Linked DNA regions of Mus musculus: regions 2, 3, 4, 5 and 6 are each linked to region 1. Evidence: chromatin loops called from intact Hi-C (ENCODE). Cell type or tissue: gastrocnemius. All regions are shown on one strand. Region 1 overlaps Gm36709 (a long non-coding RNA gene). Region 2 has its middle 56 kb from the start of Cacng5. Region 3 overlaps Prkca (protein kinase C, alpha). Region 4 overlaps Prkca (protein kinase C, alpha). Region 5 overlaps Prkca (protein kinase C, alpha). Region 6 overlaps Prkca (protein kinase C, alpha).

What was found. A loop is a pair of places that touch in the nucleus more often than their neighbours do. Peaks named below come from ENCODE experiments on the same cell type or tissue, not always from the same donor. Only the 100,000 strongest peaks of a DNase experiment are listed, where the experiment ranks them.
Region 2: a loop joins it to region 1, with 2.5 times the contacts of the local background. A loop is called at or near these places in 13 of 42 quality-filtered maps.
Region 3: it touches region 1 in a loop (8-fold over the local background); 26 of 42 quality-filtered maps call a loop at or near these places.
Region 4: a loop joins it to region 1, with 5 times the contacts of the local background. A loop is called at or near these places in 37 of 42 quality-filtered maps.
Region 5: it touches region 1 in a loop (4-fold over the local background); 34 of 42 quality-filtered maps call a loop at or near these places.
Region 6: a loop joins it to region 1, with 4 times the contacts of the local background. A loop is called at or near these places in 34 of 42 quality-filtered maps.

Annotation. Positions count from the first base shown.
Region 1 is chr11:108,376,071-108,381,070 of GRCm38, reverse strand. It overlaps Gm36709 (a long non-coding RNA gene), which reads left to right. Exons shown (of 4, transcript XR_880267.2): 1 at 1-117. Among named protein-coding and RNA genes, the nearest start is that of Gm36709, 2.6 kb to the left of the region's middle. In gastrocnemius, a CTCF peak has its summit at 2,772 (motif pointing right); DNase peaks (open chromatin) are centred at 2,792 and 3,204; H3K4me3 peaks cover 188 bases; H3K27ac peaks cover 190 bases.
Region 2 is chr11:107,857,049-107,862,048 of GRCm38, reverse strand. No RefSeq gene overlaps it. Among named protein-coding and RNA genes, the nearest start is that of Cacng5, 56 kb to the left of the region's middle. In gastrocnemius, a CTCF peak has its summit at 2,560 (motif pointing left); DNase peaks (open chromatin) are centred at 124, 1,210, 2,354 and 2,544.
Region 3 is chr11:108,008,474-108,013,473 of GRCm38, reverse strand. It overlaps Prkca (protein kinase C, alpha), which reads left to right. Exons shown (of 17, transcript NM_011101.3): 7 at 395-529; 8 at 751-847. Among named protein-coding and RNA genes, the nearest start is that of Mir7223, 14 kb to the right of the region's middle. In gastrocnemius, a CTCF peak has its summit at 2,822 (motif pointing left); no DNase peak of the experiment used is centred here.
Region 4 is chr11:108,023,740-108,028,739 of GRCm38, reverse strand. The region is part of intron 5 of Prkca (protein kinase C, alpha); the gene reads left to right. Among named protein-coding and RNA genes, the nearest start is that of Mir7223, 29 kb to the right of the region's middle. In gastrocnemius, a CTCF peak has its summit at 2,812; DNase peaks (open chromatin) are centred at 132 and 2,841; H3K4me3 peaks cover 673 bases; H3K27ac peaks cover 2,504 bases.
Region 5 is chr11:108,133,424-108,138,423 of GRCm38, reverse strand. The region is part of intron 3 of Prkca (protein kinase C, alpha); the gene reads left to right. Among named protein-coding and RNA genes, the nearest start is that of Gm51922, 23 kb to the right of the region's middle. In gastrocnemius, CTCF peaks have their summits at 1,808 and 2,819 (motif pointing right); no DNase peak of the experiment used is centred here; H3K4me3 peaks cover 508 bases; H3K27ac peaks cover 2,297 bases.
Region 6 is chr11:108,125,815-108,130,814 of GRCm38, reverse strand. All of the region lies in intron 3 of Prkca (protein kinase C, alpha), which reads left to right. Among named protein-coding and RNA genes, the nearest start is that of Gm51922, 16 kb to the right of the region's middle. In gastrocnemius, a CTCF peak has its summit at 2,051 (motif pointing left); a DNase peak (open chromatin) is centred at 2,069.

The DNA of each region.
Region 1 (5,000 bases):
CCCATATAGTAGTATTGGAGAGAATTCAAGCCACGATGGATTATGTAAACTGGTTACTTTGAGAAACTATGACACAGCATCACCTTTCGTAAGGGGACTTTTATATACAATGTAAAGGTCAGTCTGTTTTCTAGTGTCTTCTCTTCTGTACCAGGAAGGGGTGCCTATATCACTAGAGACACTGGACACTGAACCAGACATGGTCTAAGTCTGCCTCACGAACCTGATGTTTGATTCACAGAGACCTTCTTACACGTCTGTCTCTTCCATGCCTCTCTTCCACACTTTTCTTTTCTTTTCTTTTCTTTTCTTTTTTTTTTTTTTTTTTTTTTTTTGTCTCAGAAGAGGGGTGGTATTAAGCCCGGAGTTTTAACTTTTTTCTTTTGAGATTCATTTACTGGAGATAGATTAACCTCTCTGAGATTCCTCCGTGTGTTTGTGAGATGTACACGTTAATCAACTTCTGGTTTCCCTTGCTAATCTACCCAGAAAGTCCCAATTAAGAATGATAAAGGGTTAGAGAGAAAATTCTTTTTCCTCCCCTACATGACTAATGCTAATTCCGTGGTCACATCCCTCAAGGCCCCAGCTACCTCTGGGTTCTAAGCCTGAGTTAAAAGATGAGGACTACCACACAGGAAAGTTCTTTAATCTCTTCCAACTCAGATTTTTAAGCAACTCAAAATAGTTCAATATTTAGTACTCATCTTCAGGTGGGCAGGCAGAGAGAAGAGCCCCACACACTGGGTGAGTGAGGGACGGAGAAATTCCTCTGTCCCTCACTCTCCCTTCTTCCACACATAGATGATAACACTTGAGATGCTTTTATAAAGTTTCTCTTTTTTTTGATAAGCATAAAAATCTCACACCCTTGTTTTACAGTATTTGAATCATAATCATACATTTAAAACTGACCAGAGTGTCACTAAAGGGCACAGAGTCTCTTTTGCAGGTTCTTGGTCTTGTGGATAAATTATTTTTTTTAAAGTCACTGTGATGGTTTGAATATGCTTGGTCCAGGGAGTGGCACTAATAAGTGTGGCCTTGTTGGAAGAAGTGTGTCATTGTGGGTGTGGGCTTTAAGACCCTCATCCTAGCTCCCTGGAAGCCAGTCTTAGGAATGAGATGTAGAATTCTCAGCTCCTCCTGCACCATGCCTGCCTGGACGCTGCCATGCTCCCGCCTCGATGATAATGGAGTGAACCTCTGAACCTGTAAGCCAGTCCCAATTAAATGTTGTTCTTTATAAGAGCTGCCTTGGTTATGGTGTCTGTTCACAACAGTAAATCCCTAACTAAGATAGACACAGAAGGGAATGGAATAATATTAGAGTTAGGGAAGGCAAGAACAGGCAGGCATGCCTGGAGTCTCAGCGGCTCCTGTGATGGGAGACGGGAGGAGGAGGAGGAGGAGGAGGAGGAGGAGGAGGAGGAGGAGGAGGAAGAGAGAATTGGCCTTTCTGAGTTTTAAGTCAGCACAGATGAGTACACACAGTATGGTCTCATTAAAGGAATGCTTATTCCTCCCATCTCTTCATCTTGTCCTCAGACGTGTCAAGTTTCTTTCCATCTTTTAATTCTAGGCAGCTCGTTATGATTGGAAAATAGGAGTCCTTTTTAAGACTGAAGGGGTCTCAGCACAAGGGAGGTCCCTGCCCAATGTAGACAGCACCTGCTGTCATGTATGTAAAGGTACTGCTGGCCCCCAGAACTTTTCCATTCCTAAAGGCTATCATTATCCATGGTCATGTAACCATTCATATCTGAGTGCATATTCATGTGCCTCTAATGATGCCAGGCAAGGCAGTGGCTGTACAGACCCCTTTCATTCTCGGTATTCCTACCTAACAGCCCTTCTCAGGGACAATAATTAAAAGGAGAAAAAAAAAGATTGTGAAATGTCCATATTTTAAATGTTGGCTACATGATATTGGTAACTAATAATAATATCATCCATATCAAGGACAAAGAAAATCAAATCTATAGGAGGCTGATTTGTTTTGAGGTTTGGGCATTCTTTATGATGTGTTCTGAGGTTTCAAAATGGCGGCCGGGTTGATAGTTTTTAAGTCACAATGGGCTTGGAATTTACAAAACTCATTACACAGGAATTACAAATGGTGCTCATAGGAGTCAAGTGTTCTTGTAAGACACGGGCTGTGCATTGTGTCACTCTCTGGATACTTGGAGGAAGATTTCCAGTGAATAGAAAGTCAGCCAAGGTCTGTAATGTAACATTTTGGGCTGGAGAGTTGGCCCCGTGAGCAAAATTCTTGATAGAATGGGTATGAGGAACTGAGTTTCATCTTCATAACCCACATTCATAAAGAAAATTAACATTAAAATTAAAAAGCTAGGTTTGGTGGTACATGGTTGTGGTCCCAGCACTGGGAAGCAGAGACAGGATTCCCGGGGAGTGCTGGTCAGTTACACTAGCCTAGTAGGCAAGTTCTAAGCCAGTGAGAGACCTGTCCTGTTTTTAAAACTGAAGTAGATGGTGCCTGAGAACACGTGAGCTTGTCCTCTGAGCCACACCCAACCATACATGCCTGTATAAAAATATGCACAAGACAAATTCATAGAAAAGGAATCGCAACCAAGTGAGCGCACAGTTTTCATTTTGATGTATAGCCTTGCATTGCCTTCTCTTGGAATTTGGCAGAGATTCTGGGATTGCCTTTAGCTGAGCCTCTGACAACTTCACACTTATCACTAACTTATAAGACAAATACTGGCTAGTTAACTCGTGATGTCTCGGGCGCGTTTCCCGCGGTGAACACCAGATGGCAGAACAGCCCCCGCTATGTATGCTGTGAAGCCTTACTGATGAATGTAAGACTCACAACCTCACTGGGTTATGCAGTCAGTCAGTGAAGCTGGCTAAGGACGAAAACGGTAATGCCTGACAGTGCAGTTTCTCTCAGTTACTTGAAGGAGCACTGGAAAGATCCTCCTGTCTTGTTCCTGACATCTTCCGGGTTACCAGGCTCTACCTTTTCTTCAGCTGAGAGGAGGAAGTGCGAAGAGCATAGAGAAAACAAGTTAGCGAGAAATCCCTTGGAGTTGGTCTACTTGTGAAAGCGGCTTATTTAATTCATGTTGCTGCAACAAGGAAATGCACGGACGTATGCGTATCATGTAAGAATGTTTCTTCAAGCAAATAGAAATGAATAATTAAAGTGAATGTATTTACTGTGGCAAGACTTCCGTTTGGCAGAAAACCAGCAAACCAATTTCACAGCAGAAAGATGGCGATCTCCCCCTCCCCAGAGAACGTGCTGCTTAAACAGAAGAGATGCAATTAGAGTTATACCTGCTTTGCAACTCATGAATAGACTTTAAGATGTGAGTACAGATAGATACTCATATCCTACCTATCACTAATGGAGAAAAGACCCAGGGACAGACACACACACACACACACACACACACACACACACACACACATACATACACAGAGACATATTCACTATATATATTCAATATAATTTTCACTTGTAAAACCTGTTTTAGTCAGCAGTTGAAGAGGGTAGTTTTTAATCAATGCATCATTCTCTTAAACAGCATACAGGTAAGAAGTTAAGGAAGTCCCTGGATCAATAGTCACAGCTACAGAGTGTATTTATTACTATCCCTGAGCAAGTGACAGATGTCTCATAAAGCCTCCAAGCCTAGATGCACTTAACTCTAGGGACAAAATCATCTACCTGCTTTAGTTCTCTAAGACACAAACGCTCTAGAAGCTGAACAGCAAAGGGCCCAGCCACAAAGCAGTAAATTAAGCTTTATGAGGACCTACTAAGTGCTAGGTGGTCCTCACTTGCCATCTCAGACAATGTTTATTACAATAAAGATAGCAGGGTATGGTGGTGCACACTCTCAGTCCCAGCGCTGGGGAGGCGGAGGCAGAGGCAGGCGGACCTCTTGAGTTCAAGTTCATCCTGGTCTACACAGAGAGTTCCAGCCCCGCCAGGGCTGTAGCAGTGAGACTCTGTCTCAAGAAAGACAGAAAAAAAAAATGTTTCATGCATGTTTCAGAGAAGGAAGCTATGGTTGACCACAAAGTAGCACAATTACTGAGTGGACAAGCAGAGATCTGTATCTTAATCTATCCCGTGTCATGGATCAGTGGTTCCTAGCAGTCCGGCCACCCAACGTGAACATCAGGCACATGACCAAGGTAGCCTAGAAATGCAGGTTCCACACAGGCACCAACCTATTTCTACTGCATCAGAAACTTTTGGAGTAAGCTCAAGCAATCTGATTTTTAAAGATGTGTGTGTGTGTGTGTGTGTGTGTGTGTGTGTGTGTGTATTCTTGCACGTGTAGCTATGAATACACTTGTATGTGCCTTTGGAAGCCAGAAAACAACTTCAGATGCCATTCTGCATGCACTGTGCCATTGTTTTGTTTTGTTTGTTTGTTTGTTTGTTTTTGTTTTGTTTTGTTTTGTTTTGAGACAGGGTCTCTTGTTAACCTGAGATGTGCCCATTAGGTCAGATTGCTGTTCTCGTTACTGTTTCTATTGCTGTGATGAAGCATCATCATGACCAAAAAGCAAGTTGAGGAGGAAAGGAGTTATTTGACTTATGCTTCCAGATCATGGTCCGCTATTGAAGAAGGGCAGAACAGAAACTCAAGCAAGGATGGAATCTGGAGGCAGGAACTGATGCAGCACTCAGGAGAATGGAGTTGGGTGAGGTGCTGCTTGCTGGTTTGCTTCCCCCAGCTTGCTCAGTTTGCTTTTTTATAGAACCCAGGACAACCAGCTTGGAGATGGCACCACTTACAATGGGCTGTGCCTTCCCCACTGATCACTAAATGCTCTATAGCTGCATCTCATGGAGGCATTTCCTCAGCTGAGGCTCCTTTCTCTCTGATGACTCCAGCTCATGTCAAGTTGTCTCACAGAACCAGCCAGTACAACTGGGTAGCCAATAAGATGTTGGTAACCACCTGTCGCCATTGTCCAAGCACTTGAATTAGAAGCACACGCCATGC
Region 2 (5,000 bases), 520 kb after region 1:
CTAAACAGCTCAATGGATTTGGACTCCTCAACTTCAAAACAGGTTTTCTGGCTCAGCAGAGATCCATCTGCAGCTGACCTGGGGGGTCATTTAGGGAAACAAGTACCCCTTTGCCAGAGCTCAGCTGGTTGGCATGGAAACGCATGGAGTACAGATGCTCTTCTAGCAGGTTCTGGCATATTCTGGGCAGAGCATACCTAGCCCGCTGCTTCAGCACAGCTATCTCTCTGCTCTGGGTTCTCTGACTGTGGCTTCATCTTGCAGCCATTGTCTCCTATTGAATGTTCAGTCGATAAATGATGGGGAAGCCATATAGAAGGTAAATACAAATGAGCAAAGAACATGAGAGATGGCTCAGAGGTTAAGAGTGGGTACAGTATACTGTTCTTGCAGGATACCCACATCAAGCAACTTACAACTGCCTGTACTTCAGTTCCAGGGCTTCTAACACCCTCTTCTGACCTTCTGAGTTTTGCTTGCACACAAGCAGTTTACCTACAGACAAGCAGGAACGCACACCATCACATAAATAAAATGGAACAGATGTGCAAGGAAGCTTTCATGATACTGGTCAGAGGAGGGCTCTGTAATCTGGGAGGGCTTCCCTGAGGAAGAGGCATTCCCAAGCAACTCTGAGGAATGAGTGAGTGCCTCAGCAAAGGCCTTGGGCAGTTTCCTTCTGGGGGACAGGTCATACAAAGGCTCTGGGGTGAGGCCGTGTCTATAAATAACAGTTGTATACACTACTCAGCATTTTTTCAGTGGAAGTAAAGGGTGTTTCAGAGAGTCATTTTTCCATAGAAATGTTCAAGCCATAGCTTCTCCATATTCGTACAGACAGATGTCTGTCTTGCCTGTGCCTGGGTGTTCTAAGTCAATAATCTATGTCTGGATACTTAGCGGGGTTCTCAAAAGGAAAAAAGGTTATTTTTTATTTATGTATTTAATTTGTGGGGTGTTTTGTCTGCATGTATGTCTATGCACCAGTTGCATGCCTGGTACCCACAGAGGCAAGAAGGCAGTATTGGATCCCCTGAAACTGGAGTTCAGGCAGTTAGGATCCTCCATGTGGTTGCTGGGAATTGAACCCAGGACCTCTGGAAGAGCAGCTTGTGCTCTGAACCACTGAGCCATCTCTCCAGCCCTAGGTCAAGTTTTTAGTGTGTGCATTCTGTGTTTGTTTCAACTTACTCTCCAGAAAGGTTGGGAAGCCACTTGTGCTGGCTGAGTGCCACCACGTGACAGGTGTTGCACTGCGTACTCTGTGTAAGTTGTCTCACAGTAAATGTTCAGAATGGCCAGAGAGGGTGGCTATAGAAGCATACTTTGTAAGCATGAGGGCCTGAGTTTAAAGGAGGAGGAGGACGAAGAGGAAGAGGAGGAAGAAGAAGAGGAGGAGGAAGAAGAAAGCTAACAGAGTGGTATGTGCCTGCAGTCCCCGTGCTGGAGAAGTAGAGACAAGCAGAGCTGCAGGCTCGGTGGACAGCCAACATCACCGAAACAGTGAGTTCCAGGCAAGTGAGGCAAAGCTGGCATTGGGCAGATAAACTAAAGTGCTTGTCTCCAAGTGTGAGGACTGGCGTTCCAGTTCCCCGGCACACATTTGAATGTCGGGTAGACATGGAGGCCTGCCTGTAATCCCAGTCCTTGGAAGGCTGAGACAAAAGATTCCAGGAGCAAGCTAATTAGCTAGATTAGTCATATTGGTGAGCACTGGGTTCAATAATTAAGAGATTCCACCTCAGTGGCTAAGGTGCAGAGGGAGCCATGAAAACACTCAACATCACCTTCAGACCTACACGCTCAGACACACTTGTGTTCACACACATCTGCTCATTCGCACCCGCACTTATACACACTCATACACACACACACTCATACAGACATGTGCCTACACACATTCACTCATACACACATACACACAGTGTGACCACACACATTTGCTCATGCACACACATGCACACACTCACATGCTCATGTAGACAGTTGCCCACACACATTCGCTTCTGCAGACACACACACACACACTTGAATTCATACACACATACATACACACAGATGACCTGACAGAATAGTGACCATTTTCCTCATTGCATGCATAAAAACACAGAATCTTGGACACTCCATATTTCTTACCCCAGCCCCCCTGGCTGGTGGGGAAGAGAGGATGCTGAGAGATGCTTGAAGTCAGATTTGAGCACCTCCACCTGACTCTGCATCTGCACTGTCACTAAAAGATCTTCCTGTCCCCACAATCAATGCATTCTTCTTGAGTCCCTACTGTGGACCAGAATCTTTGATTGTCCCTTGTAGGGAGCTTGGGGCGCTGAGCCAACATTACACACCTGCCATAGTGTCGTCAGTCACAGAGATAAACTCGGATCAGGAGAACCAGGAAAAGTCTCTCTGAGGAAGTGACATTTCAGTTGAGACCCGAATGTTGGGGAACATTCATGGGACCTATCAACAATAAAGGTTTGATTAAGTCTAGAAAGTGGTGACCTAATGTGCAGAAAAAAAGTGCCGGGAGCCTGCATAGAAGCAAAGGGAGACGCTCCATCTAGTGGCCAGCTCTAGCAACTGCATGGAACTAAGCCTACAGAAATTCAGAACTTGGGTACATTCAACAGCCACAATATACAGGAGGCATAGGGCCAGGAAGACGGAGTGGGTGGGCTGGAGAGCAGGGCGCGGGAAGGGTATAGGTGGATTTGTGGATAGCATTTGAAATGGAAGTGAAGAAAAATATATATATATATGAAACGAGAATGGAAAAAACTCACATTATAAAAGGCACAAATATATTGGTTCATGTTCCTGGCCTAATATATATATATATATATATATATATATATATATATATATATATATATATATATATACAGGAGGCATGAAGTTCCTTTAAAAAAAGAAAAAGACACACCCAGAATAGGCATGGTGATGCACACCTTTAATGCTAGAACTTGAGGTGGAGAGAGCAGTCAGGAGTTCAAGGCCAGCTTTGTCTACATATACTAATAGCTAGGCTCATCTCAAAAAAAAAGAAAGAAAGAAAGGAAAGAAAGAAAGAAAGAAAGAAAGAAAGAAAGAAAGAAAGAAAGAAAGAAGAAAGATCAGACGATAGATAGATGATAGATAGATAGATAGATAGATAGATGATAAATAGATAGATAAACAGATAGATTGATAAATAAATCAATCAATCAGCACCTTATCAGTTGGTTAAGACCAAAATATAAATATCAATATTGCACATTTGTGGGTACCTTGCTGTGCCGATCATTGTGGTTTGTAAGCATCACAGAGAGGTAGGTATAGGGCTATTGATTGCTTTTCTCTCTGGGCAGCTTGCATGGCACCTTCCAATACTATTGAAAGACAGTCCTCGGGCAGGAGGCTTCTGAGAATGTGTCAACACAGTCCTGTATCCAAAGCGTGTGGTATCTTCAGCAACATGAACTCCCCTGTCTGACTGGACCTGAGACACCCGTGAGAGGAAGAAATTTATGTCTGACACTGTAAACCTAAGCCAACTACTCATGGCTAACGTAACGTGGCCAAGGAACCTAGAGGACATACTACTACCTCTCGCCTAAACCAGTGTAACTCCTAACTGCTTGCTAACCACTGATCCTTACGTCCACAGGTAAGGGTGGCTTTCACTCACACAGCAGAAACGCTTCTTTTTGCAGCAGACAGAGACCATTACAGGAAGCCACATTGCTCAAAATGCAGAGAGCAGGTGACTTCGTGTTGCCCAGCCTCAATACACAACTCCAGAGGCTCAGGGAATCTTACAGAAGAGGGGGAGGGGACAAGGACATCTACTGTAAGGTTGTCTTCTGTACGGGACAAGGAAGCTGCAACCCCTGAGATTTCAACAACATGGCTTCCTAAACAAGACCCGAGCAATCATACTGGTTGACACACTTACATGTGTGAGGGAAATCTCACAAAGATCCACCCCTAGATGAAGAGCTACAGGCAATCAGTGACTGCTAAGAAAGGGGGAATCAGTCCTCCACAGAGACGAGACCTCTGGTTGGTTATCAGACGCCAAGTGGTCATCCATCAAAAACATATACGCAAAACGAGACTAAGCGGATTGAGTGGGTGGGATTGATGTATTGTTATGCATGTATATATGTGACAATAGTAATTAAAGAAAAAGAGGGGAAGGACCATGACGTTGGGAGGTGTTGGGGGATGGGTGGATGAGTCGAGAAGTTAGGGAGAGCTGTGTGAGGTAAATACGATCCAATCGCATTGTGTGAAACTCTCAAAGCGTTAAAATATTATATCTATAATTTCAAGACCGCTTTAGCTGAGTGTTCTTAAGCTACGAAGAACAAAGAGCGAAACAAAACCTACATGCTGTTAATAAATAAAAATCTCCAGCTACACATGCATGCTCCCTCAGTGTTGGAATGGAATTGATGGTGGTGCTCTCTTGGGTGCCAAGAACCAGATGCTCAAATCCCTTATGCAAAACGGGGTCGTATTTGCATATAACCTACATACATCCTTTAACGTTCTCTATTCATTGCTAGGTTACTAACATCTAGTATGATGTAAATACTATGCAAATGGCTGTTACACTGTATCATCAGGGGATACTGACAAGGAGAACGTCTACATGTTAAAGTAAGGACACAATTGCCCTCTCTGATGGTTTCAGCCTGAGGTTTCAGTCTGAGGTTTCAGTCTGAGGCAGGAACCTGTGGTTCCAGAAGGTGAGTTATGTATCTATGTATCAAATAAATGCCGTATATTCTTGCAGCATAGAAGCACCATTTTTTAAATTAACATTTCTGTACAAACAAATTGCTTAAATACATTTCACTTGAAAGAAAAATCTGCTAGTGATATGATTCATCAGGTAAAGAGACTTGCTGCCAAGCCTGAATCTAAGTTGGATTCCCGGACCTGACCCATTAGAAGGAGAGAACAGACTCTTGCAGGCTGGCTCCTGACTTGCGTGGGTATGGAGTGGAACGCCC
Region 3 (5,000 bases), 370 kb after region 1:
AGAGAAGCCACTGAGCTCTGTTCAGCAAAGGGCAGAAAGTCTGTGTTTTAGACATTGCGAGTCATGTAGTCTCTGCTGCCACAGCAGCCATAGATTATATATAAACAAATAGCCAAGGATGTGTTCTAATGAAACTTCACTTTTATGTTTCAAAGCTGTTCTCTAATACAAATTTTCTTTAGATAAGTCAGAGTGAGCTGTCAGGGGTCAGCGTTGCTTCCTGATCTAGAGAGAGCTTTTAGAGCAGCTAGCTAGGACGCAAGGCTGCTGTCCTGTTGACACAGGAAGGAAACTGGGGATACTATTCCAGGCACAGACTGTGGGCATGTTGGTATCTCCCAGGCTGCCATGACTGAGATGTCTGACTGTATTGCATATGCGTTTGTCTTTGTAGCAAATTAAAACCTTCAGACAAAGACCGGCGACTGTCTGTAGAAATCTGGGACTGGGATCGGACGACTCGGAATGACTTCATGGGATCCCTTTCCTTTGGTGTCTCAGAGCTAATGAAGATGCCGGCCAGTGGATGGTAAGGAAGCCATGAGACCCAGCATGTTGCCATATCCCAGGTGGCTGAGAGAAGCCAGGAGCTATAGTCCCGCCCCCCCCCCCCCCCGCACCTCCCCACCCGCTGGGCAGTGGGCTCTGGCCATGGATTCTGTAGAGGCATCTCTCCAACAGCCTGACCAGAGGCTGAAGGAAAAGAGCTGCTCACGGCCCTTACCCTCCCTTCTCCCCCTGTCCTCAAAGGTATAAACTGCTCAACCAAGAAGAGGGCGAATACTACAATGTGCCCATTCCAGAAGGAGATGAAGAAGGCAACATGGAACTCAGGCAGAAGTTTGAGGTGAGGACTCCCATAAAGCCCTGGGCAGGAAACTGTCTTCCCTGCATGTTCGGGGAGGACCCAATTCTTGCGACACCACTGGGAAGCCCAAAGCAATTTTCCTGCTAATTCTTGTTTGCTTCACAGTAGAACATGAATGTCCTATGTAACCTCTTTCATTTGCAAGCTGTTGGCATTCTGTGTCCCTGGTCCTTTGGAGACTGAAGGTTGGAAATGGCGTAGAGGTGAAAGCATGGCTGGTTTCCACATAAGAAAATGGTTTATATATCACTGGGGCGACGGCAAGGTTGAGAGTGCACCCCCCTTTCACAGAGAACGCCTGCATACTTCCAAGAGAGACTCCCTAGAGAACAACTTGCCTATAATGAGCTACCACTCAAGTATCTGGGAAAAAAATTTTCCCTATTGAAATTTTTTTTTACTTTCCCTATAGAAAGCAAAATTGAACGGATTTTCTTCTGTGGCGTGAGCTCCAGCAGACGCTCCTGTTTAGAATTCTCTTTATTTTTTTATTTTCTCTCCAGACGTCATTTAGGCAAGGCAGCCTCCTGCTCTCCTCCTAAGTGGGTTTGTGTGTTTGCCTTCTGTCCTGGGTTCATCTGCCCTCTTCCCCTTCCTCTCTCTGCTTCCCCTCTTCTTCTTATCCTCTACTGCTTCCTATCTGCCTCAGCTCACAGTGAACGTTCTTCTCTCTAAACCCCTCAGGACCCCCACCACCATCTCTGATGCTTTCTATTTCTCTAAGTGCTTAGCATCTGGCTATTTGATCACATTATTTAGTAGCCTTCAAGGTCTGTATAACTGGTAATCGTTTCACTGCAGACTATAAAGTAGTCCCTGGAAATCTCAGGAATTCCTAAAGTAACATGCAGAGGGGGGGGGGGGGAAGGGGGAGAGAGAGAGAGAGAGAGAGAGAGAGAGAGAGAGAGATTTTTAGCCTGATCACGTTCACGTTGTTGCCCTTTAAAAGGAGGTGTATATCAGATGGACTGAATTCCAAAGGATGTAAAACAGAAAATTGTTCAAATTATTTCCATCATCAAGCTGATGACATCTGGTGAATGTAGATGTCAGTGGTAATACTTAAGGCCAGGCTGCCAGGTTTCCTGGCTTCTGGGAACGTGAGTGCTTGAAGTGAGTCAGGGATACTTAAGATAGATGACACAGCGCTGGCATAGGTTGGTGCGATGGCAGGGAGTGGTGGGGATGGGATGGGTGAGCCACTGAGCGTGAACCAAGCTAAAGGTAGCAGCCAGGCTGGAGACATGGCTTGGAGTCCAGCAATTAATTGCCTAGCACTCTCAAAGCCTTGAGGGCTATCCCCGTTAACACAGAAATAGAACAATAAAAGAGATGGTTCCTGTTTCTGAGGGCCACATGGTGTTGGTCAGCACACATGGAAGTCCCTGCTGCTGTGCCCGCAGCTCCTCAAGAGAAGCCAAAAGTCCCACCTGTTTATATCACGTCTTCCGGTTTCTTTTAATGTTGACAGCCAATTAAAACTTACAGTTCAGTGTAGGTCAAACTTTCAAGTGTACTTTCAACTAAGTTAAGAGCTTTCTGGTGAGATACAGTCTACAACCTCTCCCATCAAAAACTACGGGAGAGGGGGCTGTGGCAGTGACTCAGCAGTTAAGGACACTTGTTATTCTTCCAGAGGACCAGAGTTCGGTTCCCAGTACCCACATCAGGCAGTTCACAGTGGCCTGTATGTAACTCCAGCTCTATGTTATGAGAGCTATGTTATATGTTATGTCTATGTTATATAACGTCTATATGTTAACGTGCACACACACACATATAGATAAAGCAAATGTAAATATAAATCTTTAAAAGCTGTAGGAGAGGGCTGGTGAGGTAGCTCAGTGGTTAAAAATACTTTTAACCACTTTTCCAGAGGTCCTGAGTTCAATTCCTAGCAACCACACAGGGGCTCACCACCATCTATAAAGCGATCTGATGCCCTCTGCTGGCATAAAGGTGTATATGCAGACAGAGCACTCAGACATTAACAAAAAATAAAAATTAAATCAAAACTACAGCAGAGACAAGAAATACATGTTTAAAACTGGAAAAATGAGGTTCTTAAGACTTTTAAGGAAGTCAAATGTAAGCTTGAGAGTCAAAGTTCACTGTGCATGGCCCTCCCTCCCTCCCTTTCGCCTTCTGTTGTCTGTCACTTGCCTGGTTCTCTGCCTCCACTCCTACCCTGGCTAGGACACAGCTCCAGACTATGTCACCCACCCCTGTGTTGAATGGATTCTTCTAGAAGGAGTTTCAGGACACTGGGTGCCTCTCCCAGGCAGGGCAGAAACCTGCTGTGCTTAACTGACTCTCACACCCCAAGTCTCAAGTGTGTCATTCATGGTCACTGTTTAGACCCATGCGCCTAGGACACAGCCGAGAGAGGAACTTTGTTGGGGCTCCCCAGGTGTGTCACTCGAAGTAGCTCTAATCTGAAACCACCTTATTCATCCAGAAAAACTGACCCACTTTGGTGCTTCATTTCCATGGCTTTCTGGTGAGCTAACTTCCTGTTTCTCTGAGCAATGGGTCCACCTCCTCCTTTTAAAGGCCACCGGTTCCAAGTTAAATATCTAGGTAAACATCGTGGGCTGGAGGGCTTGGGGCCAAAAGTGAAGCATTTCTCCTAGAGACTGAGACAGTGCGTTGTCTGTCACTATCTCCCTGCCAGGAGAACTGGGCTTGACAGTGGAGGACTAGCCCAAGCCATGCAGCCTCAGAGCAGGAGGAGACACCCTCAGTGGTTTGGGTGGCAGGTGCCACCCCTCCGAGCCCCACGCTTAGACAGAACCCCTGCGTGAATTACATCCCAGCCTTTCCTTTGCGCATCTTTTGGCTTAATTTCCTGGATTTCCTCAGATGGTGTTTGCTCATGTGTTGAGCATTTTGCCGATATTACAACAGGAAGAAGCCTGTAGCAGATAGAGTCGGAAAGATGCTGGGATTTCATGGCAACTTCCAGGCTGTGTTTAAATGGAAGTCTCTGGCCTAACCTTAGATGGGTACATAGTTCTGTGTTCGTGGTTCTGTGTTCAGGTCTGTGTTCAGGTCTATACCTGTGAAAGTGGCAACCCTTCCCTCAGTGCCTAGGGGTGACAGGCTGACAGCAGTCTGCCCTGTTCTCATGCATTCTTTCAACTTTGAGCTGAACACAAGCTCAGTACTGGCTTGTCACTTGCTGAAGCCCAGCACAATTGTTAGTTCTCTCAGAAGCCAGCATGTCTCGGGGGCCTCTTGCAGAATCTAGAGCAGTGGGGTCCAACCTTTGACAGGACACTGAATCTGTAATACCTTGGGCTTCATTCACAGCTGTCCTTGGCTGGAGTGTGGCCTGTGGGCCAAGACTTAGACAAGTTTATCTATCCATGCTTGATTCTGTTTTGGTGGTGTTTAAACTTTTGAGGAGGGGGTCTTTTTATGTAGCTCAAACTGCTCTTAAACTCAAGGTCTGCTTCCCAAGTGCTGGGATTATAGCTTTGGAATTCCATCCCACCCAGGCAATCTCTGTGTTCTAGAAGGAATTAACAAGCTGTGGTTTCAGCCTCCCTCCCCACAAGACATCAAAAGTCACTCTGTCTAATTAAAAAAAAAAAAAAAAAGGAAACTAAATGAGCACTTGCAGCTATATGCACCATGTTACTATTCATCGGATAATTAGATGGAATTTTTTTTCATATTTAAACTGTTGATTCTAGGATCTTGGCAAACAGAATCATCTGCGGGTGAAGCTTTTAGGAGCCAAGGAAAAAAATCCCAGGATGGCTGGAAGAGCCCCTATGCGCTCTATCAGGGCAGTTCATCTGCCCAAAGATGACACAAAACAGGACTGTGACCAGAGTGTCCACAGAGTCTCTGTGGCCTTTTCATCTGGTCCATGTATGTCTTTGGGTAGAGCACACACAGTCCCTGCGTCACAAACTAAATTGCATGTCTTTTCTTTTGTTCAGTAAGTAGGGCTCCAGCAGTGGCCACAACAAGCAGCCCTACCCCCTGTGGAGCTTGTGCTCTGGACCCGGAGGCCCAGAGATGAAGCAGGGAGGTTACCGAGAAGCAAATGGCGCAATATAACACTTTGCACTGCTTTGCATGCCCCCAGAATATATAGCAACCAGGACTCCTGACTTCCCTC
Region 4 (5,000 bases), 350 kb after region 1:
GCCTGGCACAACGAACGACTCACTCCTGTTAGCCCAGCACTGGGGACGCAGAGACGTGTGGGTAGGGGGTAGCCAATCAGCTGGGTCAACAGAGACATGTGGGTAGGAGATAGCCAATCAGCCGGGTCAAATCAGTGAGCCCAGCTTCAGTGAGAGACTGTCTCCAAAACTAAAGAGAAAAGCAGTGTCCTGAGCCAAAGAAAAAGGAGAACGTGAGCCGCACCGCATTTATCTCCCTCTGCTTCCTGGATGCAGATACCATGTGGCCAGCTGCCTCTGGCTCTGCCTCCAAGACTTCACCACCGTGATGGACTGTACCCTAAACCAATGAGCAAAAGTAAATGCTCTGGTCAGGAATTTTGTCACAGCAATGAAGAGTTGCAACCAACACAGATCCATGAGTACAGAAGTGCAGAGATTTTTCGACAGTGGACAGAGAGCTGCTCTGAGAAGCACAGTGTGGGACATGTGGATGGTTCTAAAATACCTTGGAAACTTGAAACAGTTTAGAATGTTGGCTGCTGCAGGGACTAACAGGGAATTGAATGTGATAAAGCAGATACCCTGAAATTGGAGCCTGCTTATAAATAAACAGAGGCTTCCAGGACTAGAGAGAAGGTGTGGTTCATTCCACAGACGTTGTTGGGAAAATTGTCTAAACGTTTGGAAGAAAAATAAATAAATAAATGAGATCTCCCCTCGTGCTTTACACCAAAATAAATTTCAAGTGCATCTGGAAGTTAATTATTAAAAAAAGGAAACAAAATAATGAAAGAAAACACAGGCGAATACTTAACTACCTTCACGGAGGGCAAGGATTTCCTAAGCCTAAAAGAAATGGAAGAAAGGAAAGAAAACATGTTGGTAGCTTTGACTGTGTGAAAAGATAGACTCCTTTGTGTTTCTAGAAGCCTACGGAATTAAATCTAAACACAGAGCGTGGCAAACAGGGAGAAGGACCACTGTCATGTGCATCCAAACATTCCCTCTAGCCAGTAAGAAACCTGTTTACTACCCTAAAGGAATTGAGAATTAAGTCAGAGAAAAAGAAATTCACATGGCCCAATAGCTATAAAGACTGTTAAGCCTCAAAAAAAAAAAAAATCAAACTTACAATGTTACTCTTTATTTTTCTCACTTTATCTTTAATATGATTTTTGGTAGGACTTTGATACAACTTTGGGGGGAGCAGTTTGGCAAGGGTTTTTATATCTTTTACTCTCCTTCTAAGAATGCAGCCCAAGAAGAAAAGCAGAAATTTATGTATGAAGACAATCAGTTGTTATATACAAAGATGAGGAATTTTTAAACCATGTAAATGTACAAACTGAACTTATTTTAAAGTCTTTGCTACAAAATAGAATGCTGGGCATTAAAAAATGCTTTTTAAAAATTACTTTGGTAACTTTTATTAAGAAGGAATTTTTAACTACCATAAAGTTATGTGAATTCTATAAAAATAAATATTACAGGCTAGAGATATGGCTCAATGATAATGTGCTTACCTAGCATATACAAGACCCTGGGCTTTATCCCCAACATTATAATCAAACAATCAATATTATACTATAGATGTCTTTACAGGAGAGCAATTGTCAATCAGCATAACAGTATGTCAGCATCAATCCTCTGTTTTGGTGGAAGTGCAATTGCCTTTAATCTTTGCCTTTATACTTTGTGCATTTAAATTATTTTATGATGACTATGCATTGTCCCTACAATGAGAAGTAATTATTTCTTAAAATCAATGCCTCCCTATGTTTATATGCAGATCTTATCTGTCTCCCACAACTAGCAAATATTTTTCACAGTCATCTACTTTGGAATTATAGAATATTAGCAGATAACATACGTGTTATTGGAGTACTTAGTGTATGCAAGAGGAGGCTATATTAAAAGGGAAACAGGGCTATACAGTAAGACTATGTCTCAAAGTTGAAGAAAGGAGACAGAGTAGGACGAAAGGAGAAGAGAGGGGAAGAGAGAGAGGGGGGGAGGGGAAGAGAGGGGGAGGGAGGGGAAGAGAGAGAGGGAGGGAGGGGAAGAGAGAGGGGGAGGGAGGGAAGGAAGGAGGGAGCATGAACTGACTGTGCATACCACGCTCATTAAATTCTTTAGCTGACTTTGATTGAGTAGTTGCTGACTCACCATTTGGGGACACTGGATTTACTGGGGCAGAAAGCCACCCTTGTGACAAAGTAGTGGGTTTAGACAGCAGAACATTCAGTGAATGTGTTTTTAAACAATGTACTTCTTAAGTCCTTGAATTCAGGTTTGTGGTCACACAAGGTGGGTATATTCTCAGTGTTGCTCGCTCTTCTTGCCCTTGACTCTGGCCATAAGGAAACTAAGATCATAGAATTTGTGAGTCATTGTTTATTAGCACAAATGAGATCAAATCAGAGTCCGTGCTCGTGACCACAGACAGCATCCGCAAGCTTGGTGCAGTGTGATTAGAGCAAATGCAGCAAGCCAGACAGCCAAGACCCTCCAAGTGACCCACGTCTCATTTGTTGATGCCTCATCTACAATTGTTCTTTGCTGAAGATGCCTTTGCATCTCATTGGGTGAAACCCAGCAAAGCTCCATGTGTAATGGTTGCCCTAGAAATGTGGAGCAAATGGCCCTGCATGGCATATTTTCTTCCTGAAAACTAACAATACATTTTATGTCCCTTAGTCTTTGAGCACTCTGAGACTCTTCAAATCATTTGATGTCTTCTGGGAAAGCACTTGGCTCCTTTTGGCCTGAATTGAGTCTCCTTGGAAAAAGGCCTGTTTGGTTTTTCCCTTGTGTTGGAGTCCCTCCAAATGGACACTCTGTGAACTGCAGCTCAAAGTGAGAGCCTCGAAAGGCCTTGCCCACTCCAGCTCCTGTCAGAATCCAAGAATCTGGCCTGCGTGGCTTTTGCCTTGCCCTGTGTTGACCCTGGGGAGATGCCTGGGGAGGAAGTGTTTTGTCCCTGTCCCCGTGTTTCTGTCAGCCTGTGGAGATCTGATAGACAGGGCTAGCAGGAGGCTGGAAAGCCAGAGAACAGGGTTGTGTTCCAGATAGGGTGTGCCCAGGGATGGGACAGCATGAACCCAGAATCACAGGGCAAAGGTTGTATGGAGACCCGTGTGTGTGGCAGATAACTTCCCCATGCTGCTATGCTCGGTGGTAGGTGTTCAAAACAGTCGAGAGGAGAGTAACCCGTGAGTCTTTGGGAATCATGTGTCAGTCCTGCATGTGACAGGTTGAGTGGAATAAGATATTTGACTTCCTTAACCAGTCAGTTGAAACCAGTGTCGGCTCTGAAGTTATACCACTATTGGCTTGGTAAATCAGAGGATGGAGCATGCTGAAGACTACAGCATGATGTGTTTGTACCTGCTTGTAAACCTAGCCATGGGAAGGCAGAGTATGACGATGGCGGGTTCAAGGCCAGCCTAGGCTATGTAGCAAGCTTATGTCTCAAAAAAAACACAAAATAAAAATAAAAAGCAAATAAAAAGTATTTGTTGAAGTGAATGGTGGGATACTCTGGCTATTAGACTATTATTAGTTTCAAGATCAGACCTCTAGACACAGAGTCCAAGTGCCACTGGAGTGTTGATGAGAAATCTCTCAGTGGTACCCTGCTCCCGAGAGGAGGATGTCATCTCTTCCTGCCTCACATCACACAGTCCAATGCATTCCTCTACAGAGTGTCAACTCTACCTTGTCACTTGCTTGAAGAAAGAATCACTTGCCTCTATCTGGACAGAGTTGACTGCTCTTGGGTGCCAGTTCATGGAGGACTCACATTCACACTAAGGAGAATATGACGTGACCACCCTGGACCAGCACCCTCATTTGCAGTTCTTACCCAATATCAAGCCCCAGCAGGTTCTTGTTCCACACTGTCTAGGTCACTCTCAACTCCCTGGTGGCTTTGCTCCACTCAGGCCTCTGTCACATGGTACTGTAGCTGATAGACAACAGGAATGTGGGACTCAGGCTGGGAAGATCAAGTTCAAGAAACTGGCAGCTGCTGTACCCATGGGGAACCCATTTCCTGATCCTGAAATAATGCCTTCTCATTGGGTCCTCACACGGTGGGAAAAGCTAGCAAGCTCCCTAAAACCTACTTTATACGGGCACAAATCTCATCCATGAGGGGCCCATTCTCCTGACCTAATCACCTCTCTGGACTCTACCTCTTAGTACCTTCACCTGGGGACTAGAAATTAGAGCATATTAATTGGGTGGGGAATCACAAGCGTTCAGATCATAGTGTAAGACTCTTCCCATCTGCCAGGCAGAGGGAGACCAGCCTGGGAGGATAACGTGTTCTACAGGGATGACAATCTGCAGTGTCCCAATGTGAAGAGAGAAGTCAGCTGTCACTGTCCTGAGAGAGTTGGTCTGTGAAGTCTACAGATATCTTTCCGCTAGGGCCTAAGAGTGTCTTCAAATGCCATAGAGAATATAAATTTATATTAAGACATTTGTAGGCAGAGGCAGGTGGATTTCTGAGTTCGAGGCCAGCCTGGTCTACAAAGTGAGTTCCAGGACAGCCAGGGCTACACAGAGAAACCCTGTCTCGAAAAAAAAAATATTAAGACATTTGTGATTTAAGGAGACACAGAATGAGCTGGGGTGACAGCATGCAAGCATGAAGACCTGAATTCAATCCCCCAGAACCTTCAGGATTAAAAAAGGTTGTGGTGGGGGGGGGGGGGAAGAGGATGTGCTTATAGTCTCAGTGCTGGGATGGGGGTGGAGGTGGGGTTGATACAATCGGATCCCTGGGACTCACTGGCCAGCCAGCCTAGCTTATTTTGTGAGCTCCAGGCCAATGAGAAACCCTGTCTCAAGATGGCAGGGTTTATGGCATGTAAGGACCAACAGCCAAGGCTGTCCTCTACACTCTGCACACACACACACACACACACACAGAGAGAGAGAGAGAGAGAGAGAGAGAGAGAGAGAGAGAAGGAGAGCGTCTCAGGGAGTTTTAGGGTGCCTTACTACTTTAA
Region 5 (5,000 bases), 240 kb after region 1:
CTGCCACTCAGGGCCAGGCTATCATTCCTGAGCAGTCCAGATGCTACTGGTACCTGGGGTGCCTCATGATGCATCTGCTGCCTCTAAATAAAACCCATATTTAGGAACATCAGAACTCTTGCCAATATGACAACAGCTGCATATTCAGGAATCCTTACAGAACATGATAGAACCCCAAACTGATAGATCTGGGAACAAGGCTAATGGTTCATCCATGCACCAGGTATATACAGACAACTATATAAAGAGCACTCTGAAGGCACCAGGACACTAGTGGTCTTTCCGTCCTGGGAGGTTGCTCTAGTTGAAGAAACTGATAGTGAACACGTACCCAAATGACGGCTTTTGTTTTTCCCAGACAGGGTCTTATGTATCCAATGTTGTCTTCAAACTTGCTGTGTAGCCAAGTATTACCTTGAATTTCTGATCCTCCTGTGTCTACCTCTAAAGTGCTGGGATTATACTCTCAGGGGACAGTGCCACTAAACCCAGTTTTATACAGTGCTGGGGATCAAACTCAGAGCTCCACGTGCTAGGTATTAGTTGAGTTATAGCCACAGCCCAACACAAACATTTTTATCTAAAGTAATTCTGGATGTGAGGTAGGAAAAATAACAACAAAACAAGCAAATTCCCAGGTAGATAGGGAGAAAAGAGGGGCCTCTCTTCTTTTAGATCTTGAGGGATGACTTTGCTAGGATGGAAATTTTACCCCGAGACTCTTCAGGATATGTATAGACTCAGTCTAGACAGAAACAGAGAGTAATGCAGAGAAAAGGACTATCGTGGGCAAAGAGAGCAAGGTGCAGGCTGAGACAGGTGAGCTGGGCAGCAGAGAGTGGTGAGTGGGTTTGATGAGTGCTGAGCGATTTATTCAGACTGAATGGTAGAGGGGAGCCAGTTGTCAGAAGAGGGGACAAAGTACCCAGTGGGCATGAGGGTCTGAGACTAGCCGTTGCCACGTGCTATCGCTTGAGTCACGGATGACAGAGGCCACACTGAGTGTAAAACATGAAGCATGGCAGAACAGAAAGGTCTGTGGGAAGGAGCAGCCTCATGTCCTGAGTAGTCACCTCAGCTTCTGGGTGGCTCAGCACAGCAACCCTTGGGATGAACCTGCTCTGTAATTAGTGTCTGAGGCTGATGTAGTGAAGGCTGGGCATATAGGTCCACTCGGGGCACAGTGCAGCAGGGATTGTGAGAAGAGAAAGCCCCAAGAACTCTGAGCGGGAGTCTCTCCATGACAGTGCCCTATATTTGGCATTTAAACAGGTGTAGTGCCTGTCCTCCAGGCTTGGGGGCCGCATTCCAGTTGATTCACATTCTTGTATCTGTCTCAGCTTCTGCCATGGGACATGGGAGATCTGAGTAGAGGAATCTGTGACTCAGAGATGGTCAGAGAGAGGCTGAGCCATAGAAGCCCTCTAGCATCTTATCTTGGAACAACAACAACAACAACAACAACAGACTCAGAGAGTTACAGGCTCATACAAAGACACATAGCATGCCTGAACAGCTGGGCTTGGGAGAAGCCTGCCACGTTTACAGAGAGTTTTGAGTGATACTTTCATAGGTCTTCATTAAATCCTGTAGGGTCCAAGTTTTAAAAATCCTTTCAGAATCAATGTATTTAAGGATTAAGCCCATCAAAACCCCAGGACTATTTCAAGTAAACAGCTTACAAGTGGAATCTCAATGTCGCCCAGATAATTTCCTTTGTATGTGCACTGTGGTAATTGGGCTCCTGTCTCTCCAGTGAAAAGCCAAACAGTTTCAGATCTAATGAGTCCTGGCCACTAGGGCAGATAGATTTCGGAATTCTCTATTTATAGCATCTTCCAGTGTCACTTGCACCTTTTCTTTAATCAGCACTGAGCTGTCATGCAGCCCACAGGAGCCTTGAGCATACAGATGAGCAAGCTGGGGTGTCTGTGCCAACAATTCGGGGTGCAGGTTGGAGCTGAAGGCTTAGTGTGGGATGTTGGCTTCTCTGCAGAAACAATGCTTTCTCCAGACCAACATTGGATCAAGCCTTAGAAATTGTTGAGTGCACTTGGCAGAATTGAATGATCTCTCTCTCTCTCTCTCTCTCTCTCTCTCTGTCCCTCCCTCCCTCCCTCCCTTCCTCCCTCCCTCCCTCCCTTCCTCCCTCCCTCCCTCCTTCCCTCTCTTGACCTGCAGAAGTTTTGACATTCTGTGTGCCAGGGAGAGTTAAAATGATCCAGACAGGGCTGCAAAAACCCCGTCCAGGAGGATTTCGCTGAGCTCAGAGATCAGGAAAACAAGCAAGGAAGAATGTGGTTTAAAATGGAAAATAGGAATTAAAACAGAGGCCAATCCTGACGGATCCTAAAGCCTAGTCCACTTAGGAAAGCAAGAGTGTTTTTCAAGCCTGCCACCAGCGTGTTAGTGAGAAGGGGTAGGTTACATGTGAGCTTTGCTGAGTTGGGAGGCAGAGCAGTCAGACAGGAAAGGCTCTGGACCAGGACTCTGTGGTCTTGAGTTGGCTGCAAGCCACTGAGTCTCCCAGAGCCTCAATTGCCTTACCTGTTAGCTGGGAACAATAGCAGTCTGTCTCTGAGTGCTGATGTGATGAGTGGATCAAAGGAGATGAGGCACGAAGACAGAAGTTTGTAAGCCAGGCACTTCATTCAGAGATGTGTTTCTTCCCAAATTTGAAGGCCACTCTACACATTCAGATAACCTGGAGTCTTAGAGATGTTACCAGCCTCTCCTAGGACATTTTTCATTCATTATTCTGAATTTTGCAAAGCCCTTGCTTGTCATTTAGCTGGGCAAGCCCTGCTGCAGTCTCAGTCCTCACCAGTGGGGGGTGCCGACCTGAATGGAGTAGAGATCACCAGGTGGCCCAGGTCAGTTGCCTTGATTAGGTCTGTGTGTCCTCCCTCTCTGCTTACTTCTCTCCCCCTCCCCAGGTTTTTCCTGGAATTTTTCCTTTTAATGTCAACTCAGCTGCAGCCTGCTGGGGTTTGGTGAACAAATGACTGTCTGAGATTCAGAGGAACTATTGTTCACAAAACATACCATTTTGCATGATTTTTTAATTCTGTTACATTAAACTGACACGATCAATCTGGTGGGGAGGGAGCAGGGTAGATGCTCAGGGAAGAGCATCTTCATGTTCATCTTAATTCAGTCAAGATTAGTGAGAGACCGTGTGGTTAGGAACTGAACAGGAATTGAAGTACAGAACTCAGCAGACACACAGGGTATCTTAATGCATGTAGACTGTCATCCTCTGTGTCCTAGTGTGGAACTGACAGGGTGGGGGTTCAGCACTGCTTTAAGTCAACAGGCAGAGTCACTTTTGACCCTTAAAGCTGGGTTAGCCCACTTCTGATGTGTGTGTGTGTGTGTGTGTGTGTGTATGTGTGTGTATATGTGTGTGTGTATGTGTGTGCTATGTGTGTGTCTGTTGCATGTCTGTGTATATGTGTGTGCCATGTGTGTGTCTGTTGCATGTCTGTGTGTCTGTATGTGTATGTGTGTGTTGTGTGTGTCTGTGTGTGTCTGTGTGTGTCTGTGTGTATGTGTGTGTATGTGTGTGTGTCTGTGTGTCTGTATGTGTATGTGTGTGTTGTGTGTGTCTGTGTATATGTGTGTGTATGTGTGTGTGTCTGTGTGTATGTGTGTGTGTCTGTGTATCTGTGTATCTGTGTGTGTTGTGTGTGTTTGAGACAGAGACTTACTCTGGATTCAAACTGCCTTAGTCTTCCAGTGCTGACCATTCAGGAATATGCCACCATGCCTGGCTAGCCCCACATTTCAATGGTGTCGCCTAAAATGACTGTCCCCTAGTCTAAGCAGAATGTCTTTGCCTTGTGATTTTGAGTGTGTCATTCATACTAAGGGGCAGTGCCTCTTAAAAGGAAGATGCAGGAGTATGGGGGCTTTCCAGGGTTACGGAAAGCCCTGAGCTTAAACTCCAGCACAAAAGGAGAAAGAGGAGGAGAAAAAGAATGTGAAATTCCACCTCCAAGTCTGAAAGAGGGGAAAGGAGAAACCCAAGAGATACTCTGCTGACAGCAGACAAAAGGTAGGAGCAAGCCAGGTGGCCACAGACAAGTAAATGGACAAACAAAATGAGGTCTGCTCATGCAGAGAAGTCTCACCCAGACATTAATTCTGGCACATGGATCAAGAAAGTTGACTCAGTGGATTAGAGTGTTTGCAGCTGTACCCACATAAAAACACTGTCATGCGCACTTAAGTATCTGTAAACCCAGTGATGTGCAGAAGTAGGGGAAACCAGAAACAGGAGCCAAGCTTCAGGTTCAACAAGAGGCCCTAGCTCGAAGAAATATGCAGAGAGTGATGGAGCCAAATACCTGACATCCTTCTCTGTCTGTCCTCATATAGGCATGCATGTATGAGCACCTGCACATACGTGTGTACACACATATACCATAGGCACATGCTCCCTAACACAAAAATCTAACGATGGCACAAGATGAGTGGTCCTTGAGGGCAAATGCTAGATGGAAAACCAAGTCACAAAAGGACACCTGCTGTGTGGCTTTCATCATGGTACACTTAAGAGTAGTTAGGAGTAGTTGCTAGGGCCCTGGAGGATTGAGAAATAAATTAGTGTTTCAATGGTACAACATTTCAGTTTGGGGCAATGAAAGGATACAGAGATGGATGGTGGTGATGTTTATAGAGCAATGTGAACATGCCCGGGGCCCAGAGCTGTGCACTTGAAAACAATTAAAATACCAAGTTTCCTGTATGCTTTACAGGAATAAAACAAGTTCTAAGTAAAATGAGACACTAGGTACCTGTAGGTCTTCCTTGCCCTACTACTGCCTACAAACACTGGTGACCCCTGTCTTCAGTACTTTGGCCAAGATGGCAGCCAGTGCTTCTTCCTTCCTCTGTGGAGGTAGGAAGAGTAGCAATTACCAAGGTCTATCCTGGACAGCCTGGAGAAGGCCTGGACTGAAGCTTCAAGTGTGGCAGGAACCAGTTGGAAGAACACT
Region 6 (5,000 bases), 250 kb after region 1:
GGCACACCCACCTCGCCTCTTGCTGAGTTCTAGTTGACTCCAGTGCAAGTCTTAAGCCAAAATATCAATGGTCGCTTCTCAGTTTTAACGTGGGGGGTCCCGTCTAGAGAGCCCCTGCTATAGCTGAGAACTGGAAATACCCATGGGTAGCTCCTCCTTCAAGCTCCGAGGTCTCTCTCTGCATGGGGCTGATACTTCTGTGGGTCTCTAATGACTGCACATGTTAAACAGTAGAGAGGATGCACTGAGATCATGCTGATAAAACACACTAACTAGTTAGAGCTCTTGGGATCTCCAATTCCACGTTCTCTGCTCCCCTCCTTTGGTACAAGGCACAGCAGAACATAGACACTCCAGGAACCTGTTTGCTGTCTCCTGCTCAGCCTTGCTGATCGCCCACTCTTCTATCCACCAAGCCTATGCATTTTTAATGTTTTCTGAAACTGCCCTGGAAACTAGACCTTGAGTAGCACAGCCCCCACCCTGAAGCGGCTTACTGATCACACTAGTGAGCGATAAGATACTGGAGCTGGAAGAAGAGCCCTCAGCTAAGTCACCTGACCTGCCACTGTTGGCTGATGCTGAAGATGCTTGCATCTGTGCAGCTGAGGGTAAAAGAGCAAACAGGTGGGACAGGGTGTCCTGGTCCTTGGATGCCTTGGCTTCTGGACCACTTCTGACTACCCTGGTAGCATGCAGCCTTACATCCACCCCTCCATTTACATTTACTGGCAGACTGGATCCCTTCCTCACAGAGTGGTCTCGTCCCAGTTAAGGGATAGATGGGCCCAGCCTCCCTCACTTTACTCTCTACTGAGGTTGTTTTGGTGCAGAGGCAAGAAAGGGGTAGATACCACTAGCCTTGGGAATATTTATATGTGTGTAGTAGAAGGACACAGAGAATATAATTTCTATTTAGATCAGCATGCCATGACTTAGTGAAAAAAATCACTTGGAAGGAAGGTCTGTGAAAAAGAAAGATGTTATTTGTAGAAATGATCTTCCTTTTGGGTAATGAGACCTTTTTGCCTCCTGAATGCTATATTTGATGGACCCTGATTAGTGGAGGGGTGTGTCTGCCTGTCTGTCTGTCTGTCTGTCTGTGAATGTGTGTATGGGAGTCAGAGGTCAATGTTGGGTGTCTTCTATCTGTTATCACTCTCTACCTCCTATTTCAAGACAGCGTCTCTCACTGAACCTGGAGTTCACTGGTTAGCTAGCCTGGCTGGCAGGTGAGCCCCAGCAAGCCCACTTTTGCATCTCCAGAACTGGGACGACAGGCACTCAAGACCACAACAGACTCTTTATCTCACATAGGTGCTGGGGATCAAACTTGTGAATGTTGGTTCTCATACTTGCAAGGCAAACACCTTACCAACTGAGCCATCACCCTAGCATGAGGATTTTTTTCTAAAGGAAAAGGTGACTTAGATAAATAAAACTGTGCCCTACCAATGTGAAATTTCATGCATCAGACGAGCATCCTTTTTTAATCACCTGATCATCAGAATTAATCTTGTGACACCCTTGTTCAGCACTGGGGCACCACCATGTCACAGCGATTCCAAGGACTCAAAGTCCATCAGCCAGGAGCCTCTTGAAGCTTTCCAGGAACACTGAAAGGGTATGTTTGGGGGAGGGAGGTGATTAATAATTTAGAAAGAAAAATGTTTATCACATAGACAACTGAAAGCTCGGTGGAAATATTAGAAAATACAACGGCCAGATAGTGTTTAAACCGTTCCCACTGCAAGCGAGTATGTGCTCTAGACTTCATGTGCAAAAGGTGGGAAAGCCAACCATTTTCCTGTGAGAGGTGAGTACCAAGGGAGAGGAAGGCTGGGCTTAGCATGGCCACTGATTTTGCTTAGTCTAAGTCCCTACTGGAATACCAAGTGACCAAGTCCTGTAAATATTGAAACACAGTACTGAGGTGACTAAAGAGGACAAGGTGGGCAGGAGCTTGTTCAGTGTTAGTCAACCACTGTATTCCAGAGTGTGACTGTGTCGAGTCCCTCCTGGTTCTTTGGGATGACTGAGACTGACCCCTGCTGGTGGAAAACGACTAAAGTGTAGATGTTAATGATAGTGGACTCCAGACTTGCCAAAGAGCCTGCCTCGCCGTATGTGGGTCTGTCCCTCCATCTGTGCCTATAACCCCTGATGGTGTTGCCACGGTCTGCAGAGGGAAGAGGAACAGACCTGGCATCTCTCAGTCCTTAGTCTCAGTCTTTACCATCACTGCTTTATCAGGACTCCACTGCTCTGCATCTCCTCCCCACTCTTTGCTTAAGGTTTTGTGGAAGGAAAAGAAGAGACCCTTCACACCATTACAGAGGCTGGGATCCCAGGCCCACCTCTGGGTTAGACTCTGGATAAATCTGAGGTCTGGGTCATTTGTGTTTGGTGAAATGTGGATGGAGTATTCATTTGGGAGGTATTTGAACATTCATGTCTTAGGGATGTGGAAACCCAGAAGTCTGGGTTGATGCCTGCAAACTGATAGGACCATGTTCTCGGGAGCCAATAGATGGGGGAGTGAAAAGAGATGACGTATGGTGTCAGTGTGTTTCCCATGAAGGAAAACAGGTCTTAAAACAAACAGCATTAAACGTAGTGCAAAGAAATGCACACTGGACTGTGATTTATCAGTAGAGCCAGCATTCGAGTCAGAGAGTTGCCTTCCCCCCCACAGGCTGTTGAGCAGCTTTTTTTGGAGCTGATGTGGGTGCTGGAAGGAAGGAGACTGTGGCATGAGAAGCTAAGTCAGGGGACTCAGCATTCCCTCAGAAGTATTTGCTGTCCATCAGGACCTGAAGGCCAACCCTGCAAGATCTGATGACGTTTAACTCCCTTAGCCAGTCCATGTTGGTCCTGACAGCTCTGGAATGGCTGCTGTAGAATTAATGAAGTTGGGATGTTTCTAAAATGAAATTTTAAAATTGGGCTTCAGGAAGAGCATGAGCAGTGCCTGGTACTGTAAAATGACATTACAATCATTTCATTTTGAGATGATTTGACAGCCATTTCCTCAGTCTGATGTCTGTAACTTACCAGTCAGGGGAAGAGAATAATTCTGTGTGTCTTGATGAAGTGATGAAATTGAGAACAAAGCCTTTTGTCTCTAGACTCACGTTTCCATGTTCAGGCTCAAGTGGTGTCAAGGTATTTAGGAGACTAGGAGGTTGGAAACCTGAGGTCTTTGGCATGGTTTTCCTGGGCCTGTTTAAGTCCTTCTATTTCATGGCAAAGCTGTGCCTTCAATTACAGAGCAGAGGTAAACAAGGAAAGACCAGCGGACTATCTCCACCAAAATCCTCAACCCCAATTAAAACCATATACAAAAACTAACTCCAGGTAGATAGTGAACCTAACTGTCGTAAAATAATGAATGTCTGGGAAATGTCAGAGGGTGGTGTATGTCTATGGAATTGGAATGGCTTAAATACAGCACAACATAGGACTGATGATAAAGGAAAAAATTAACATTTTCGATTTCAATATAGTTTAAGGTGTATGTTAACTAAAACATTAAGAGAGTCACAAGTAGACTGTGAATGGGAATTGGCCACATCTATGGCAGTGAAAGGCTTGTATCTAGAACGAAAGGCAACATCTACAGCTCATTAGATAATCCGGAAAGGCATGAGTAGCCAGGGCAGGAGAGACTGCTCAGCAGTTAAAGCACTTACCGCTGTTATAGAAGATCCAAGTTCAGCTCTGTGATGGTTTGCATATGCTCGGCCCAGGGAGTGGCTCTACTAGAAGGTGTGGCCCTGTTGGAGTAGGTGTGTCACTGCGGGTGTGGGATTTAAGACCCTCATCCTAGCTGCCTGGAAGTCAGTTTTCTACTAGCAGCCTTCAGATGAAGATGTAGAACCCGTAGCTCTTCCTGCACCACGCCTGCCTGGGTGCTGCCATGCTCCTGCCTAGATAATAATGGACTGAATCTCTGAACCTGTAAGCCAGCCCCGATTAAATGCCCTTTAAGAGTTGCCTTGGTCATGGTGTCTGTTCGCAGCAGTAAAGCCCTAACTAAGGCCAGCTCCAAGCATCCATGTCTAGCAGTTCACAGCTGTGTATAACTCCAGCTCCAGGGGCATCTGACACTGTCTCTGGCCTTCTCAGGGACCTACATTTACACGCTCACACACACTTAAGAGTATTTTTTAAATGTACAGTACATTTGCACTCAACATAGGAGGATCTGTTTAGGAAAGTGCTCAGCCTCAGTCATCAGGAGAAGCTGAGTGAAACCCGGGATAATGGAAGATAATGAACAGCCATCGCAACACTATAGGGTAGGCAGGGACATGCTGGTGGGGTGCAGATGGCTATAACCACCCCAGAGAACAACCGAGCTTGAACTAAAGCTGAATACACCCTAGGACACTCTGGTTTTATGCCTATGCATGCATTCATACACCAAAAGCCATAAACAAGACATCCACCACAGTGTTCTTCATAAGTGGAAGCAGTCCAGATTTTTGCCACAATCAGTACAGATTTCTTGAGTGGCCCTGCCATGAAGTCCACTCAGCACTGAGTGAGGAGCCTGTAACCTGCACTTGGTCTCTCAGAGACGGCGCTGAAGAGAAGAACCCAGGCAAAAGCTGCATGGCATGTACCGTTCCATCCGTATAAAGCACACAAGGAAGCGGAGGCACCTGTGTCACGTGAGATGCGCACACCTTCTCAAGGAGGTTCTGTGGAGGAGGCAAAGGGGGATCCTGGGCTCCTGCCCAAATCTGAGCGTGTTGGGAAACACGGCTGAGGTCGTGCAGTGAGAATGTTTCAGTCTTCACTGTGACTCTGTGCACAGGAAGCAGAGAGGTCATGTACCAAACGAAGGGCACCAGTTCATTTCAGAATGTCTTCCAGTCCCAGGCTACTGTGCAGTGTGTGAGGGGTGCCATGAAGTGTTAGTGAGAAGCAGAGAGATGCTGAGCAGTAGATGGAAAGACTGAGAATGCTCACCACTTGTCTGTGCTATGGAATGC